Linked DNA regions of Homo sapiens: region 2 is linked to region 1. Evidence: chromatin contacts called from ENCODE Hi-C or POLR2A ChIA-PET data. All regions are on one chromosome and are shown on one strand. Each heading gives the region's core, a stretch centred on a gene start or an enhancer-like site at or near the end of the contact. The rest is flanking DNA. Distances are from core to core; before and after follow the strand shown.

What was found. Hi-C counts contacts between places; a loop is a spot of excess contacts on that map. ChIA-PET counts read pairs that join two places held with the same protein, here RNA polymerase II (POLR2A). Pooled maps may share reads with other maps.
Region 2: a map of mammary epithelial cell shows a loop between it and region 1 (7-fold over the local background). The contact joins two enhancer-like sites. A Hi-C loop is called at or near these places in 5 of 168 maps with a recorded cell type or tissue (Calu3, HCT116, PC-3 and 2 more) and 3 of 50 pooled maps. POLR2A ChIA-PET finds 5 or more read pairs at or near these places in 4 of 52 experiments (BJ, MCF 10A, PC-3 and 1 more).

The regions. Positions count from the first base shown.
Region 1 is chr2:173,588,697-173,591,330 of GRCh38, forward strand. No RefSeq gene overlaps it. Among named protein-coding and RNA genes, the nearest start is that of CDCA7, 240 kb to the left of the region's middle. Within about 2 kb of position 1,320, at least 14 of the 41 ENCODE cell types and tissues checked have a DNase peak (open chromatin) inside an H3K27ac peak, as active enhancers do; they include HCT116, PC-3, PC-9 and 1 more, where a contact is called at or near this core.
Region 2 is chr2:173,651,107-173,653,740 of GRCh38, forward strand. No RefSeq gene overlaps it. Among named protein-coding and RNA genes, the nearest start is that of CDCA7, 300 kb to the left of the region's middle. Within about 2 kb of position 1,350, at least 7 of the 41 ENCODE cell types and tissues checked have a DNase peak (open chromatin) inside an H3K27ac peak, as active enhancers do; they include HCT116, PC-3, PC-9 and 1 more, where a contact is called at or near this core.

The DNA.
Region 1 (2,634 bases), core at 70-2,569:
AAACAATCACTTTCTTTGTAGGTGTAAGGTTGTCCTCATGGTTGTGGGATGGTTCCTGGAGCCGTGGGTAAGCCAAGTAAGTAGGGCACTGTAGGGCCGGGCACCCAGAGCCCTGTCTCGTGCATTCTGTGCTATCCCATTTTTATTTTTCATTTGTGTAACTGACCTTTCCTGAGCAGCTTACTGCCGTGGTCTAGTTATGAGAAGATGTGTCACAGAAGTTAAAGATTGCTTGATTCACAAAAACCTGCGTGTTTTGCCTTCTTTTCTGGTATAGTTAATGACTGACAGAACAGAAAACTTTATATAATGAGGCAGCATTACTGCTTAGGAAATGTCCATCTCTTTCTGACTCATTGTGTAACGTTTTCCTGACATTTAAAAATGTCATTTCCTGTGCTCCCCTATCTTCTTCAGCTGTGCGTCAGCCCACCCTGCCTGTCCTCATCATGTCTGCTAATGGGTCCATGCGCCTCTGCTCCATGGACCGCATTGCTGCCCCATGTCAAGCATACATTTTTACACACTATGAGGCCTGTCGGTCATGCTCTTCAATATCATGGGTCTCTCTGCAATCCTTTAGCAGTCTGGACCAGCCGCTGGCTTTTGCCCCACCTCCCGCTGTAAGGTGAGCACTCCGGACAGAGGACATATTCCTGGCTCAGCTACCTAGCAGAACTTTTAACCCTTCAAACCAGCATGACTTCAACTTTGTCGCATTCTGCATTTTCAAAACTGGTTTCAGATCAGTGCCAGTGCCCCTAACAGCCAAAATAAACATTTCATTTCTGACGTTCCTGTATTATTCTCCTCCAACGTATAGTCATTAGCATTGCTTGGTTATGTTCCATGTTCAAAGCACTGTGTGTGTGTGATCAAAACAAGTTTCAACACACGTAACATAGTATGGTCTCTGCAGTTAAGTGTCAATCCAAAGTTTCCTTGGAAAAATACCCAACTTTGAAGGATCTGTGTTAAACAGTTGACTTTGCTGTTAGAGTATCTGAGTTCAGATTGTGGCTCCACCACTGACTAGTTCTGTGGCTTTTGCCAAATTTCTTAGGTGCCTTCTCTGCCAGCCAGGTGCAATGAGTACCTACCTGCAGGCTATCAGGAGGATTACATGAGCTAATCATGCAAAGCTCTTAGAGTAACATTTGTCACTGAGTAAACACTCAGTGATGCGGGTTATTACCAGACAGTATTTTTCTATTTACCTCATGAAATGTTGATTTCTGCATCAGAGGAGTGGCCTATACAAGCTTATGTAGAAAAAAATATTTTTTCATCAGGGAAACAGTCTTGAAAAATGCACATTGTCTGTTGGTTTCGTTGGTGAGCCTGTTGCTTGCTTGGAGCTGCCCTGTATTCACGGCCCTGAAGGCTGACTTCCAGCTCACCCTGCATCTGAATGAACAGGACAGCTGTCCAGAAGTAAAGTCTGTATCAGATTCCCCTGCCAATATAGTTTTTCAAAACATAGGACAGTGGTTTTTAAAATACATGGCAAGTTTTGCTTCTCACTCTGGGCAGGGTTTCTTCTTTAAACTGAGCATTTCTCTATCAACAGCATGCTTTGCAGCTGCCATTTTTGACTCCCTATGGATCCACATCCCATCCAGGCATAAAACCAGTGGCCAATTTCTGGCCTGGAAGGGCTGTTCTAGTGGGTGAGGGAACTGTTCTTTTAAGGGCGGCTGCCACTTGAGAGTGCAAGTTCATTGTTGGCAGCCCCAGCTGTCCTTCATTAGGGTAATGACTGCAGACTGAGGGGAAGGCTCCCTGCCAAAGGTGACTCAGTGGAGAGTCAGATGCCGCTCTCGGAGAATGCAGCTTCACAAAGGGCTGCTTAACCTGGACCCTGGCTTTCACAAGCCCAGGAGGGGAATTTTAGTTTCAAGTACTGTGATTGTTTTCACAGGCCCATAAAAGGGATCTTTGTCAGAGCCTAATCATTATCATAACATTTGAGTGGCCACATAATTCCATTCCGTTCTACAAATAACCAATGGTGTCAATTATGTACAGGACACGGAGCTGGGTCTTTAGGGAATTCCGAGAAACAAGACATGGTTCAAGCCCTCTAGTAGCTTACAATTTAGTAAGGAAGCTAAGACAAGTATAATCACCAATTATCCAAACAAGTGTTCATTGGTTTTCTCTTACGTGCCTGGAAATAGGCCAGAAAAGGAAAAGCAGGTGCATAAAGCCAAGTCTCTGCCCTGGAAGAATGAAAGTAAAATAGGTACCATGGTGATTTCTTTTATCATTTAAGACTTTTTATTTTGAAATAATTTTAAACTTAGAGAAAAAAGTAGAAGAGTACTCTTTGTATATCTTTTACACTGATTTCCAGTTGTTAAGATTTTACCACAGTTGCTTTATCATTATTTTCCTGTAAACTATATATATATATTCTTTCCCATCTGAATCAACTGAGAGTAAGCTGAACACTTCTAAACATTTCACTGTGTATTTCCTAAAAGACAAGGACACTCTCCCACCTAATCACAGAACAACCATCAAAATCAGTAAATTAACATTATAAACACTACTCTGTAATCCAGGACCCCACTTAAATTTTACTAAATATTCCAATAATGTCTTCAAAGTGGGAAAAAATTCCCTTTTTAA
Region 2 (2,634 bases), core at 100-2,599, 62 kb after region 1:
AGATTGTGCTGAGGGTTTTTTCTCCAAATTTCCTCAGACCCTCGCCATCCTAACAGGCTCTTACTTGTAAAGCTTTCAGTGGTGGCCCTTGACATTTTCTCAGTTGCTCGGTCTGCCTACAGTCTTTAGAAAGATGTATTCATTGCCTCACACCATAAGCTAAATGAACATTTATTCAGTGCTTGGTGTAGGTGCCAAGCATTGTTCTAGACACTGGTACATGGATAGGACAATCAGACACGACCTTACTCGCATGAGGCTTACACTAGAGGCTTGTTGCACCTCCAACTTCGAGGACAGTTCTCCATGAAATAACACAGTCTTCAGTTTCCGCCAACCCCTTAATGTCCATTAGCCCCCAGAAATCTAGCCCACAGAGATAAATAATTCTGTTTCATTCAAGCTCTGTTCATTCTTCCTACTCTCTCCTTTCATTTTTAATCAATCCTTCTTTGCATCCTCCAGCTCCTACACCCCCAAACAGGTAGTGCCCCTCAAGTGCACATAATATTGTAAACCTTTAAAAATTCCCTTTCCTGTTTAGCATCCAGATGCCAATGCAAAAGGAAATTCACTGAACTGAGGATTGCCAAATGCGGACAACCTGGAAGTATTTTGGGGTTTTTGTTGTGTTGTGTTTTTTAGGCTCAAGGGTACATGTGCTTGTTTGTTACATGGCTATATTGCATACTAGCAGGGATTGAGCTTCTAGTGTACTCATTACCCACATAGTGAACACTATATCTGATAGGTAATTTTTCAACTCTCACTCTCTCCCACCTCCCCCCTTTTGGAGGCTTCAGTGTCTATTATTTCCATCTTTATGTCCATGTGTCCATTGTTCAGCTCTTGCTTATAAGTGAGAACATGCAGTATTTAGTTTTCTATTTCTGATTTAGTTCACCTAAGACAATGGCCTACAGCTCCATCCATGCTGCTGCAAAGGACATGCTTTTTTTCTTTTTTATGGCAGCATACTATTCTGTGGCATATATGTACCACATTTTCTTTACTGGAAGTATTTTTGCAAGTTAGGTCTCTACTACACCAAGGTGCTTCATCATTCAGAAAACACAGAGTGAGTTAAGGATCCGTTAAGGGAAACGAGGAAAATCTGAGAAGCCAGTTTAATTGATACTTTAAAGTTGAGAATTACCATGTATGGGTTGCCCCCTGCATTCCTCCCCACACCACCCCTATCCTCCTGCAGAACCCCAAAGTGACAAGAAGGAACATGAATTTGGTGTCAAAGGCAAAAAACCAGGAGGCTCACCCCCAAGGCTGCTTCACCCCTTTCAGGCCTTGACATGGAGGGAAAACAAAAGCTGCCACCATACCAAACCTTTCCAGACTCATCCTAATGGAATCTGCTTGAGTCATGGAAACATATTACAAAGGCTTGCCAACACCAGGGCCTTGTGTAAATCTACAATTGCAACTAGTATTGGGATTGGAGCACCCACAAGTCAGTTAGGACCATCTAAGTCCATAGATTAACCATGCCACTTGTTTGCAACTTTTTGCATTTACAAAAAGAAGAAATGATCGCAGGAAATGAACCCAGCAAATGTATCCTCTGGAGACATGTACCTCTCTCTGGGACATGCCTAAAGTTTTCTTTGACAGTAATAAATGTCAGAAATTGTTATTGAAACAAAGGCAGCTGGTTTACAATTGTGATAAATAAGTTCCCAAATTGGCAAGAATCTCTACGCATGTGTAAAAAGGCAACTTTTCCCGGCCCAAGTGACTCACCAAGGCCCTCCAGGCATTATCTAGACTTACTTTATTCTTTGCAAACACATTGAGACTGCCGTACCCCTTCTGTGCTTGCTCATTTTTTTCTGAGTCATAGCATGAGCTGACAATAGAAGCATGTCAAACAAAACCTCCACATTAAAGCAACGTTGTCTGAAGGGTGTGCCTGTGCCCTCTCAGGCCCTGGCAATGGAGATGCGTATGTATCTACCCCACTTAAAAAATAAAAACTATCCACTTTCATTGTTTTTTAGCAAATGTATGAATAGAAGGGTCATTTTCCGCGTTGATTTCTTTTAACTCCATGTGTTTAAGAAGGATAAAATGCACATTAGGAGGACGGAAAAGCACAGCCGCCACAATATCCCAGCTTTGCGGGTCCTATTCAACTCTTTCTTTTCCCCTTCAGTGAGCTTTGCATAAAGCTTACCCAAACCCACATGGATTTCTATAACATCCAAAAAGAATGACAATGAGTGATGTGATGTAGGTGGAAACTGCCTGAAGAAACCTAAATTGTAACAGGAAAAAAAATTGACATTTTAGATTTTAAATGTTACACAGTTTTTATAAAGCTTCAGTCAATTTATTTTATTTATTCTAATGAAGAGCATTACAACTGCTTTACTGCACTGAAGCAAGCATCGATCACATCATTAATCACACCTTGTGAATAGCCACAAATCAAGTTCTAACAGCAAGCACTGAATCAGGAGCAATGAAGCATAAACTCCTTCACAATTTATGATCTCTCCAATTGCATCTTTTCAACCATTAAATTGCAAGATACCATAAATTTTTATCTTCTTCACTTCAGTCACATTATTGATTCTGCCGTGTGAAATATAGAAGCGCCGTAAATCTCGGCTATTGAAT